2 separate regions of the Homo sapiens genome follow, and region 1 is linked to region 2. A link is a contact called in ENCODE Hi-C or POLR2A ChIA-PET data. All regions are on one chromosome and are shown on one strand. Each heading gives the region's core, a stretch centred on a gene start or an enhancer-like site at or near the end of the contact. The rest is flanking DNA. Distances are from core to core; before and after follow the strand shown.

What was found. A loop is a pair of places that touch in the nucleus more often than their neighbours do. ChIA-PET counts read pairs that join two places held with the same protein, here RNA polymerase II (POLR2A). Pooled maps may share reads with other maps.
Region 1: a loop to region 2 is called in a map of endothelial cell of umbilical vein, with 15 times the contacts of the local background. The contact joins two enhancer-like sites. A Hi-C loop is called at or near these places in 30 of 168 maps with a recorded cell type or tissue (A673, CD4-positive, alpha-beta T cell, CD4-positive, alpha-beta memory T cell and 22 more), 36 of 37 single-sample maps with no recorded cell type and 33 of 50 pooled maps. POLR2A ChIA-PET finds 5 or more read pairs at or near these places in 3 of 52 experiments (GM12878, HepG2 and MCF 10A).

What each region holds. Positions count from the first base shown.
Region 1 is chr17:55,053,076-55,059,898 of GRCh38, reverse strand. The region is part of intron 12 of STXBP4 (syntaxin binding protein 4); the gene reads right to left. Among named protein-coding and RNA genes, the nearest start is that of STXBP4, 88 kb to the right of the region's middle. Within about 2 kb of position 3,203, at least 2 of the 41 ENCODE cell types and tissues checked have a DNase peak (open chromatin) inside an H3K27ac peak, as active enhancers do.
Region 2 is chr17:55,293,410-55,300,303 of GRCh38, reverse strand. The region is part of intron 2 of HLF (HLF transcription factor, PAR bZIP family member); the gene reads right to left. Among named protein-coding and RNA genes, the nearest start is that of HLF, 32 kb to the right of the region's middle. RefSeq lists silencers at 4,022-4,316, 4,042-4,336. Within about 2 kb of position 4,628, at least 4 of the 41 ENCODE cell types and tissues checked have a DNase peak (open chromatin) inside an H3K27ac peak, as active enhancers do.

The sequences.
Region 1 (6,823 bases), core at 1,954-4,453, 240 kb after region 2:
ATTTTATGACTGTTAAATCTGGTGGACTTTATCCTCATGGTGTCTTCTGCATAGACCTTTTTGGTATATTACTATTATGATTACCCAGTTAAATCCTCCATTGCCTATTTTCTGGACAAGAGCTTCTCAAATTTTAAGGTGTAAACAAATCACCTGAAGACTTGTTAAGTGTAGATTCTGATTCTATAGATCTGGGATGAGACCTAAGACTGCATTTCTAAGTTCCTGATTGCTGATATTTCTCCTGTTGCTGACCACTCTGAGTAGAAAGGATGTAGAGTTCTAGATCAGCATTGTCCAATCACAGTAGCCACTACTTATATGTGGCTACTGAGCACCTGAAATATAGCTAGTTGACTGAGGAACCAAATTTTTAATTTAATTATAATTATTTTGTATTTAAGTTTAAAAACTCAAGAAATGTAAACTATTTTTTCACAAAACAAGACTTTACTGTTTTGGTAGAACTCTAACTCACTGTAATCACTGCATCATTTAAGATATTATTGTTGAACTGTAATGTCTGTGTCAGGCACATGAGTCAGTTGAGTAGTATACATAAACACGTAACTGATGTGGCCAGTGTCAAAAAATTAATTAATTATAAATCCTTTTTTACACACCAATATGTACACACAGTAGGCTTATCTGAATATTTTATGCAATCAGCCTGAGTTACAATGATACCTAGGTAAATCATATTAGTAATTAAATTAAAATACTTATTTTTATTAGGCTATATTTATTTTTTGTATTTAGTAAAAATTTGTCCATAAAATAAGTATGGACAAAATTAAATTTAAATTAAATGTAAAGTGAAGACATACTACTGATGCAGAATAAAATGGAGATAAATTAGCTAGTAATATTACTGGAACAATGCAATTGCAATTTGCAAAAAGTGTGTTTACTGTAGAAGAAAATTTTGAAATATATATAAAGTGAGCAATATTAATAGCCATTTTTGCAAATTAATGGTGAATTTGATAAGAAGTTTCGTATTAGCAGTTAAAAAAATAAATAAATAAAATTAGTCACCAGAAGTAAATGTCCAACATTTGTAACTATAAAATGGCTAGAATTTTTGCACAAAAAAGAAAACCATTTTTAGATTGAGATAGTAATTTCAGTTATGATAAAAATACTGGGAAACGTATTTCATAAAAAATGGAGGATATTCAATTAAGTAATAAAACAAATGCCCATCGACTATAAGAACTTTCTAAGAATATCAACGATCAATTGATTAAAATAGCTTTCAGTGGGCCATATCATGCAAGAGACACTACCAAATTCATCCTTCAGGCATGTACTGCCTCAAAGGGTGTCCAAACTTATGATAAAATGTTGATTTGCAGCCTAAAAAAATCAAACTTGCAGTGTAGATATTTTTAACCCTTTTACATCTGTCAAAAAAGTTTCAGGTAGATAATAAAAAACAAGTTTTCATCATGATAAATGGTGCTCCAGCTATGTTGCATCGAAAATTTAAATGTATTAACCCCATCAAAAAGTGGGTGAAGGATATGAACAGACACTTCTCAAAAGAAGGCATTTATGCGGCCAAGAAACATATGAAAAAAGCTCATCATCACTGGTCATCAGAGAAACGCAAATCAAAACCACAATGAGATACCATCTCATGCCAGTTAGAATGGCGATCATGAAAAAGTCAGGAAACACAGATGCTGGAGAGGATGTAGAGAAATAGGAATGCTTTTACGCTGTTGGTGGGAGTGTAAATTAGTTCAACCATTGTGGAAGACAGTGTGGCGATTCCTCAAGGATCTAGAACCAGAAATACCATTTGACCCAGCAATCCTCTTACTGGGTATATACCCAAAGGATTATAAATCATTCTACTATAAAGACACATGCACAAGTACGTTTATTGTGGCACTGTTCACAATGGCAAAGACTTGGAACCAACCCAAATGCCCATCAATGATAGACTGGATGAAGAAAATGTGGCATATATACATCATGGAATTCTATGCAGCCATAAAAAAGAAAAGACTTCATGTCCTTTGCAGATACATGGATGAAGCTGGAAACCATCATTCTCAGCAAACTAACACAGGAACAGAAAACCAAATACTGCATATTCTCACTCTTAAGTGAGAGTTGAACAATGAGAACACATGTACACAGGGAGGGGAACATCACACACTGGGGCCTGTCGGGCGGTGGAGCAAGGGGAGGGAGAGCATAAAGATAATACCTACTGCATGCAAGGCTTAAAACCTAGATGTCGGGTTGATAGGTGCAGCAAACCACCATGGGATATGTATACCTATGTAATAAACCTGCACGTTCTGCACATGTATCCCAGAACTCAAAGTAAAATTAGAAACAACAACAACAACCAAATTTGAATGTATTGACATTTTCAAAGAAGAAAGAGGCTGCTTTATTGTTTTATTCCACTGTATGATACATATTGAAAATATTTGTGCTTAGTTTTCTCAAGCTGATTTTATGAAAAGCATCATAGATACAGTTGCTAACACTGTTTAGTATACGCACGTAAATTGAGTCATCAGTAGTTTATAAAACTGTTAAAAGAAAAAAGGAGGACAATACATTTTCTGATGCTATGTTATTTGCCAATACTTCTTGGCTGAGTTATGAAAGAGATTTACGAAGATTTTCTGTACTTTTAACTCCAATTAAAGGTTTTCTTAAACAAAAGGAAGGTGCATCTATTATTCAGTAACCAGACAAAAGAAAATGGCAGTGTGATTTACATTTTCTCACTAATATCAGTGCATGTAAATGAGTTAAACTACAAACTACAAGGAAAAGGAAAGTTTATGAAGCTAGATAAGTATAAGAGTTTATAGTGAAATTGAACTTTTTCATAATATAAATAAAAAATAATGACTTTACCTATTTTTCTACTATAAGCTAATATGCAGATCTTAATTATTGATAGTGTTACATAAATTGGCTATGAAAACTGAAAAAATTTTGAAGTATGCTTTCTTCATACTGCTAAATTTAGAGTTGCTTTTGTTATTTGTAATACTCCTTGAATTTGATGCTAATATTTTTTGTAGAGTCGGGGGTTCTCCATGCTGCCCAGGCTGGAATGGAACTGCTGGGCTCAAGCGATCTGCCTGCCTTGGCAGATCTCCCAAAGTTTTGAGATTACAGGCATTAGCCACTGGGCTTGGCCAGTTTTTTTGTTTGTTTTTGAGACAGGTTCTTCCTCTGTTGCCCAGGCTGGAGTGCAGCGGCATGATCATAATTCACTGCAGCCTCCATCTCACAGGCTTGAATTTTATGCTAATAATACTGAGCTGACAAGAATTAGTGACGGTACTTAACAGATGTAGCTTTGAAAAGATCTTGCTTAAAAACAAATTCTTCTTAGAAAATAAAATAGTTTTGTTAGTGTGGATGTAAACATTAAAAGAAAAAGATTTTTGGTATTCAATTCAGTCATTAGAAACTTTTAAAATAAGTTTGGAACAATTTGAGTATGTGAATTTACTTTTTCAACTGTAAATTTTATTAAATCTAAGCACAGATCCAGTATTTCCAATGAAAATTCAGTGTAAAAATTGAGATGTGCTCTAAATTTTAAAAACACTAGATTTCAAAGATACAGTATAAAAAAGTAAAAATATCTCATAATGAATTTTAAAAATATTACTGCATGCTAAAGTAATATTTTAGATAAATCCAACTAAATAAAATATATTAAAATTAACGTTACCTGTTTCTTTTTCCTTTTTTAAAAATGTAGCTCTTAGAAAATATAGCAATATATTGTGGCTTTCATTATATTTCTAAGGGACATTGCTGTTCTAGACTATTACAACAGCCTTTTATCTGATCTTCGGTTACTTCCCAACTTGCTGTCAGTTTAACCTTAAAGTATATCCTCCATTTATCCCTTTATCCATTCACCAAATGTTTGAGTACCTAATAACAGCTATTGTTGTAAGATAAATCAGAGAACAAATCCAAGATAGCTGTCTTCATGAAGCTTACCCTCCAGTTGGGGGACACAGATAAAGAGCAAAACATAAGTAAATTATTTAAGATGTAAGATAGTAATAGTTATACTAAAAGAAACTCCTCCACACACAGTAAGGGTCAGAGGAAAGATGGTGCAAAGAGACCAGATGAGCTGGAGAATGAGTAAAGGGGTGGAGGGGAGAAGTGTGGAAAGAGCTGAGGTACTTTAAAAGGAGTGTTAGGATGGGGAAAGGACAGCAGGTCATGTAGGCCCTCATAGGCTTTAACAGTTACTTGGAGGTTTCTACTTGCAGCATTTCTGCCTTACTTTGACTGAGATGGAAAGTCCTGGAGAGTTCTAAGTGCAGTTTTAAAACAATATTTCTGGCTGCTTTGTTCAGATTAGACAGTATGGGAGTGAGGCAGGGTAAAAGTAGCGTGATCTGGTAGGAAGCTATAATAGCAACACAGGTGGGACCTGATGGCGGCTTAGACCACTGATGGAAGTGGTGAAAAGTGGCAAAATTCTGTGATTTCTAAAAAGTAGGCCCAACAAGTTGGTTATGGAGTATGAAAGAAAGAGTGGGGTCAGATTATACGTGGAGACAGTTGTTCATTTTTCTCTCCTTGTCAAATATTTTAAATGGCAGTCCTCTAAGATCTTAGGCTGGTATTCAACTGCTTATATGTGTAGGCCCCAACACACCCACCCAAATGTCATTTCCTAACAGCTTCATCTTTCCGTGTTTCCCTTATGTTCCTGGGCCTTTGATAGTGATGTTGATAAAAGAATACATGTCAAAACTAGTATTCAAAATTAGATTCCTGACAGGTTTAGGCTCTTAAATTCTCAAGTCCTATGAAAAAATTGTAAGGTAGGTACTATTAACACTTTTTCAGACATGAAGACAGAAATATATTAACAAATAACTTAAAGTTAGCATAGAAAAGGTTTATTTTGACCACAAACACAAGCAAATTTCCCCTTTTATGCCATGATTTTCATGCTGTTTTCTCAGCCTGAAATGCTCTGCCTTTCTGTGTCTGGGTCAGCTCACGTGCCACCTTATCTATGAAAAGTCCCCTTATGCCCTCAGTTAAAATTACATTTTCCTCCTCTTTATTAAATAGTTAATACAAATCATTTCCACCTCTTAATATTTTTTCTTCTATTATTTGTAATATTTGTTGAGTGGTATGTGCTATACACATTATCATCTATGTGTATTATCTTAATACCTCTAATGTTATTGTGAAGGATCCCATTATCAAACCCATTTTGCAGATGAGGAAGCTGAGACCCATAAAGGTGAAGTAGTTTGACAAAGGTCAAAAGCTAGCAAGGAGCAGGGTCAGGGTATAAACCAAAGGTATAACTCCAAACCCCATTATCTACTGCACTTATCCTTAGGCCAATTCACTGTGTTTTTGTTTTTGTTTTGTTTTTGAGATGAAATATCACTCTATTACCCAGGCTGGAGTGCAGTGTAGTCTCAGCTCACTGCAGCCTCCACCTCCCAAGTTAAAGTGATTCTTGTGCCTCAGCCTTCCGAGTAGCTGGGATGACAGGCATGTGCTACCATGCCCAGCGAATTTTTTTGTATTTTTAGTAGAGATGGGGTTTCACCATGTTGGCCAGGCTGGTTTTGAACTTCTGGCCTCAAGTGATCCACCCACCTTGGCCTTCCAAAGTGCTGGGATTATAGGCGTGAGCCACTGTGTTTGGCCAATTCACTGTGAACCATATAAGATTCTCTCTTTTGTTTATATATTTTTTCATATATTCATTTTTTTGTCTTATTAAATTCTAATACAAATTAGCCTTAGATTACTTATTCATGCAGACATGACCTTTCTTAATAACAGAAACTAATCCTTTCACAGAAATAAATACAGGAGGGCCTCATGTGGAAAAAGTAGGTACTGCTAGAAAAAGAAAAAAACTGCTATTTTTCCTTAGATTCACATCTTACATCAGCCTTTAATACAATTATTATTTTATCAATCATGGCTGATATTCTAAAGTTTATATATTCCAAGCCTTTAGGAGAAAAGAAAAATGTAAAGTTAGGAGAAAAATCCCCTAATTTATCCTACATATAAAAACTAACAAGAAAGATTTGTAAATGTCCATTTTCAGGATGCAAACGCTAAAATGTAAAAAGATCTGGCCATATAAACTCATGGAGGTATAAAAGATACAGAATGAAAAGCACTAAAAAGTCATATCAATTAAAGTACAAAAATATTTAATAAAATGAGGGTCCGAAAATTGGCCCGAAAATAGAGGACTTTAAAAAAACTTGACTTTGGAAATAATTTCAAATATTCAGTTGAGCTGCAAGAATAGTATAAAGAATATCCTCATATCCTTTACCCAGATTTACCTAATTCCCCAGGTTCATCCTTTTGCCAACATGTTCATGAGTGAGAAACAATATATTCTTGTAAGCCACTGATAGTAAGTGGTTGTGGCTGAGATTTTGCATGTTCTCAATCTCGCTCACATATTTATTCATATATGTAATATTTATACACAATGCAATTACATATATGTGTATAAATAACACACATGTATATATAAATATACATGCACTTTTTTAACCATCTGAGGGTAAGTTATATATATCATGGTCCTTTATCCCTAAAAACTCCAATATTTCCTATGAATAAGGATATTTTCTTATATAACCACATATTTCCTAAGAATAAGGATATTCTTTTATATAACCACAGTACAGTTAACAAATTTAGGAATTTTAACATCAATTCAATGCTTTAATCTACCATCTGTATTCCAATTTTGTCAACTGACCCAATAATATCCTTTATAGCATTTTTCCCATTCCGGTAGAGG
Region 2 (6,894 bases), core at 3,379-5,878:
GTACTTAGGAAAAGCCAGAAAGGTAGGAGGTAAACCAGTTCTTGAACAGGCTAGTGAAACGGGACTGACCAAAGAGATGTTTCCCTGGTTACACTGTTGATCCCTCAAGAGCGGTCACTGTGCCTCCTAATCAAGTGGCTGCATTACTATATCTGTTAAACAAATGAGGAAGGCCAAGCACTCACACCTGTAGTTCCAGCACTTTGGGAGGCTGAGGAGGGAGGATAACCTGAGGCTTGGACTTCAAGACCAGTCTGGGCAATGTAGCAAGATCTTATCTCTAAAACATATTTTTCAAAAATTAGCTGGGCCTGGTGGTGGCATGTGTCCGTAGTCCTAGCTACTTGGGAGACTGAGGTGGGAGGATCGCTTGAGCCCAGGAGTTCAAGGCTGCAGTCAGCTAGATGGTGGCACTGCACTCCAGCCTAGGCAACAGGACAAGACCCTGTCTCTTAACAAAGAAGAAGGAAAAAAAGCAAATGAGGAACAATATGACTGGGAGTTCAAAACCAGCCTGGGCAACGTAGCAAGAACTCATCTCTAAAAAATATTTTTCAAAAAATTAGCGAGGCATGGTGGCACGTGCTTGTAGTCCTAGCTACTTGGGAGGCTAAGGTGGGAAGATCGCTTGAGACCAGGAGTTGAAGGCTGCAGTGCGCTAGACGTGTGGCAGGCATGCTGAGGTGATGACATGCTTCTTGGATGTTAGGTGCCTGCTTTGTGTTCTCCTTGGGAACATTTTGTTAGAAGTGTTCATAAGAGCATCTTGGTATGTTGAGAACCAAGGCTAACATAGGTGCTTCCTTTTGCTGTCTATTGCATCTAGTGTCTGAAGTTCCTGCATCATCTTTCATTATTTTTAAATTTCATGTCTGGAGAGTGTATGTTTTGTGGGGCATAGGTTACGGAAGTAGGCAGGATAGGTGAAAATGCCCGTAGAGATAGCCTCAACAGCCTACGATCGGCACCACAGGCTGTCTCCCTATTAGTTAATGATCATTCTGAAAGGTTACTAAGTAAGTGTTGCTAAGCAATAAGTGTTGCCTGGAAGTGTATGCTAAAGAATATGGATTACTGGGGACAAATCAAGTTAATTCCACAGAGTCATCTGGTACCTAAACAAAATGGACTTTATGCCTCTGGCATCTCATTTGGGGTACGGTGAGCAATCTCCTAATACTGCCAGCCTTTGCAGTTCTTGCTGGGCACTTCAGTGTCTGCTTCATGTAAGTATTCACTGCACAAGTCCTGTTATTGACCAACTGATATATACCTTTGTGATGAGGTATCATGGGAAGAACTAGATTATAAGGAAGTGACAGTTTGGTCTTCAGTCATGCAGGCAGAGGGAAAGGAAAGACCACAGAGCAGCCTATATAGTTTATAGCTATCTATAATCTGAATTAACATTCATTGAGCATGCATCTGATTTTTACATTCAGATGCAAGCCAAGACTTGGGAAAAGGCATACACTCAAGTTTTCTCATATAAATTCAAGTCCTACATAGGAGAAAAATGGCCAAACAGCCACTGATTTACACACGTAATAAAAATGGGGTTTATTAAACCTACTTCTTTCCACCTCCATGTTGGTAGGGAGAAGTAGGTAAATTTTCACACATATTTATAGGCCTGCAGTAATTCAGCCTTGCTTTACAGTCATACAGATCCCTAACATACACTAGAATAACATTCTAGACCAGACAATTTCTTAGAAATATGTTGTTTCAGAAAAACTGAAATTTTCCAGCTTGCACTAAGATTAGCCAAGCTAAACCCATCTGTCTCCTGCTTAATGTAGTCTATGGAGAAACCTTCATGGGACAAAAATCTGCCTTTATATTTCACAGGCATAAGGTAAGGTTTGTGTGCCTCGTGGGTAAACAGACCATATATATGAAGTCATCATCAAAAGATCAGATTCTGAGTTCCATGCGTCTTCTTTCAGCTTCTCAAGCCCATGCCCACCAGGACCTATATAAGAAGGAAATGCCACCGTGGTCTGCAACCTTTGGGTAGACCAAGAATATTCCAACATCTCTGAAGTCCTTTGTCATTTGAGTACATTGACAAAATCCTGTCCCAATCAGTGTGTAGTTCCCCACATAAATCCCCTGAACAGGGGATCTAATCTGACCTAATCATGGGAGTCAGTTGGTTGATAAGGAGACCAACTGTGAAGATATGCCAGGCAAATGCTGGGTGGGAGTAGACAGGACTCAGTTTCTTCAAACAGGAAAAGAAAGAAATGCTGGCTGGGCGCGGTGGCTCATACCTGTAATCCCAGCACTCTGGGAGGCCGAGGCAGGCACATAACCTGAGGTCAGGAGTTCGAGACCAGCCCAACCAACATGGCGAAACTCCGTCTCTACTAAAAATACAAAGATTAGCTGGGCATGGTGGTGGGCACCTGTAATCTTAACTACTTGGGAGGTTGAGACAGGAGAACTGCTTGAACCCGGGAGGCAGAGGTTGCAGTGAGCTGAGGTCGCGCCATTGCACTCCAGCTTGGTTGGGTGACAGAGCGAGACTCCATCTCAAAAAAAAAAAAAAAAAAAAAAAAAGAAATGCTGTTAGATGAAGACACGTGGTCCTCAGGTTGGTGGGAGTGTAAGGGGTGAGGGTAGGTGACTCTCACCCCTTACAGCTGCTCAGGGGACAGAGGAACACAGCAGAGGGTGACAAGTCATGGCCTCAAAGGAAAGGATGAAAGAAATGAGGGCTGGGAAATTTTTTTCAGGCAGGCAGTAAAGAAGAGCAATAACCACCCTAATTTCCTAAGATGGATAATTCTTAGAACAGGTTTTCTGAAGAAGAGATGTCCATTTTCTTTCAATCTATTGAGGCTACCTAAGCAAGGGAAAAGAGACACTTCCAGTTCCCAAAGCTATGTGCCAACCTGGGAACATTTCAAACTGAAATAAGAGAAAGACTTTCAATAACTACAAACTCTACCTACTGCTAATGAAATCTGAGGCCACACCAAAAGGAATTAGATAATTCTTCCTTGAAAGCCTATAAGAAGAAAAAATGGTTTATGAACAAATAACTACAGAATAACAAGAAAAGTATCAAACAGAACCTAGATGGTACCTTGTTGCTTTAATCATACATTATCTTAATAAAGATGGATTAATGTTTACATTTGTCTAAATAAAGACCTCCAGTTTAACAGAAATTTCAGAAGAAATGGGTCATTCAATTTCTCCCAATTAACCACATTAAAGGAGATCTTGCAATTTGGATCTGAAAGGACATGACCCAGGCATCATCAGTGGGAGCTGCGTCTCCTAATTTTACACCCTCTATCTAAGGCCATAGATAAGAACATATGTAAGTTCTCAACCCTGGTTACAGATCAGCCTCACCTGTGGAGCTCTGTAAAAGTACAGATACTTAGCTCCCCTCCAACCTCACCCAGAAGATCTGAAAATGGGGCCTGGGCTCTGTAAAAAAAAAAAAAAATTTTTTTGAATGGAAGAGGAAACAGCTTTCTCACACACTTTTAGTGGGAGTGTGAACTAGTTCAATTCTTTTGGAGCCTACACACTTTGATCCAGCAATTCCACATCTAGGAATGAAAACTTTAGATATACCACACAAGTGTACAAAGAATGGAATCCAACGATGAAAACAATCTAAATCCCTAGAGGCATTGTTAAGTAAATTATAGCATATCCAGATCATAGGTTCTATGCAGCCGGCAGATCTATATGTATTAATATGGAAAAATCTCCAAAAAATATTGAATGAAAAAGGCAAGATGCATAACACTATGTATTGTATGCATATACATATATTTCCATATTTCCATACACACAATATATACACACCCACCCCCATATATATGTATATAAATGCTTATAAACACAAAGGGAACGTCTGGAAGAGTACGCAGAAACTGTGGACAGTTAAATCTGGAAATGGAATATGGGAACTCAAGTTACTCTTTATACAGTCCTATTTTACAACAATCGTATATTAATTTTGTAATAAAATGTTTAAATTTCTTTTAAAAAAATCACTGGTAATTCTCATGTGAGGCCAAGATTGAGAACGACTGGTCCAGAGGAAACAGCCCCTGTGGATGTAAGGAGCTTGCAAACCCTACCTTGTAAGGAAACCAACCACCCACACCTCAGGAATATTCACACCATGTCATACCCATGACTCCCCAGAAGGTGGTGCTCCGGAGGCAATCACTCAGGCCTCCAACCAAAACCTGTCCAACCAATTTTGCATTAACCTGTCTTTTTGCTACTCTAAGGACTATTTATGCCCCAAAGCATTCTACACTACTGCTTCTATCAAGGGCATTTTAGACACACAGATGCCATATGCATTTTTTCCCCATAAAAATCTACCAGTTAGTCAATACATTCTAATATAACCCTGGGAAATGTTGACCTGAAAGGAGTTAACACTGCTTGCTCTGGCCTCCCCCTCCTCCTCCACGCTATTTCCCTGTTGTCTTTTCTCTGATTTACTCATCTTCTTATCTTATTCCAGGGTCAGTTCTACAAAGGCAGGCAGCCATCAGCCATGTGAGGCATTTGTCCTTTTGAATTTGTTCATACCTTTGGCATAGAACAGGTGGTACGGGACATAGGGCAGCCCAGGGCAAGTACCACGAGTTTGCCTGCCCTCCCACTAACACTAATGTTCTGGAAGTGGGTGTGTTGCCACAGCAACTGTCAAATCCCATCCATTACACCGCCTCTAACCTTCCAACATCTTCTTTAAACACCACGTTTGAGACGTGTGGTTCTGTTGCCCTGGCAGTGCAGAGCCGCAGGTCCCTTGCCAGGCGGCAAAGTTCTCCTTATCTGGGCAGGAGGGAGTTAGCCCCTCTGAATATTAGCCATCATAAATAAACGTTTTAAATTTTCTGTTTTTTTCCCCTCTCATTATATTTCAGACCAATGTCCCATAACATTCTGACCTGATCATTTCCTGTGAATTACTGGTGCATATTTAATGAAAATTCATTCTTAGTATCAGCCAAGAAAAACTCAACAAGTCACTTATATTGTATCCTTTCTTTCCATGAATATAATTTTTGCTCATTCTTCAAGACACAACTCAAGGATCATCTCCCATCTTCCCTCCTCACTCTATTCAGAGCTGGCCATTCTTGCTTTCCTGATTCTACCTCATATACAACCTGATGCTATCTACCACACTCCATTCACAATTAATTATATCTCTTCGCCATTCATAAGCTTCTCAAGTTTAAAGGATGACATCTTCCTTATCTCTGAATTACCAGCACCTTGCTAGGCCCTCAGTAAATGATTAAAAATACCCATACTAATGATGAATAAATGCACTCCAAAACAAACATCCATGAGCTTGTGGTTCTCTATAAATTTTTATTATGTTATTAAATCACCGATATAACAGATGACAGCTGTGTATCCGACTTGACAGCAAGACCTAAAAAACCTACATACAAATGCTTTTTAAAAGGGAGGATATAGAAAGGTCCATTTCCTGAGACTTTAGAGCCATCCTCTTTCTTGTTCTTGTTTTTCAGATCCAGGAAGTGCATGGAAAGGGAGCCTTCTCCATATGGAGAGAAGCAGTGAAGTCCTGAAGAAGGAAGCCGTAACATTCCTTGAGTACTCACAAGGCGGCCTGACATCTGGTCCACACTTGGGGAAAAGAGGCCACATCCCCACATGGAGATCTATTTTTGCATTCTGAGCTGCGGATGCTTTGCTCGTACAACTTGCCTTACACACAGAAAGGGGAAGGAAACTAATATTTACCAAGTGCTAGCTACATGCCCTGTGCTGCTTTCACGTGCGTATCTCTCCCACTACGCTGTGTATCTGCAGACAGCTCACCAGGTATGTCTCTGAAAAGCACATGGAGGTGAACACTGAATGCCTCCAACTTCCTCCACTCACCTGGCTGAGGGCCACACGCACAGCTGATGCCCAACACATCCATATATTCATGTATGCTTCTTTACAAGGACTTCTCACCATGGTCGAAGGAGAAAATCTATTCGTGAAAGACACATTCTCTTGACCATATGCGTCTCCCTGTTGCACTGGGGCAGATCAGCATAGTGTGGGCACAAGGAGAATGAAGCTTTGACTGATATGGACTGTGCCGTGGGTTTAGCACCAGCACCCTCAGGGACACAGCCACACTGTTTCCAATCCTCCTCTACTAGGCTGTCTCTAAATCTTCCTGGACTGATGTGTTTATCACTTCATGGTGCTTCTCTTTTAAGACCGTTATCAGAAGGAACTGTGGCTTAGAAAGTCATCCCTCATGACTTAAAAGTAAAACCTGTGTTAAAAACTACCCTCTCTGTGTCCTTTAAAATTAAATTCCCTAGGAATTGGCTGAGGAGACCTTAGGGCCTCCCCAGAGGTGCATATGTTGCTCCTTTCCTCCTCACTCCCTCCACATCTAGGTCCCTGGTACATATCTGTCACCGTGTTGTACCATCCACACAGGTGTTCTGATGATTTTAGACATTCTACTACCTTCCACAAGGCAAAGCCTTCTACTGAGAAGCAGCCCATTGAGTTGGGGCTCCATGAATGGGCTTTGGTGCCAGACTGTGGCTTCATGTTCCAGCCCTGCCACCTATTAATCGCCCCCAGCACCATTTTGCTCACTTTCTCTGGGCCTCAGTTTTCTCATCTGTAAAACGACAATAATAATAGTATACCTACCAAGTACTAACAGTCGTTCCCAGAGATTGAGTTTTAATGATATAACACATATAAACCTCAGTCCAGTGCCCAGACTATAAGAAGCACTAAAGAAGGGTTAGCTATTATGACAACATTCCTTTTCTACCCATCCGTTTGATAGGAGCTCTGTAGTCAGAGAAAACTTGGTGCTTAGCTGACTGCCCGGTTCTCAGGACT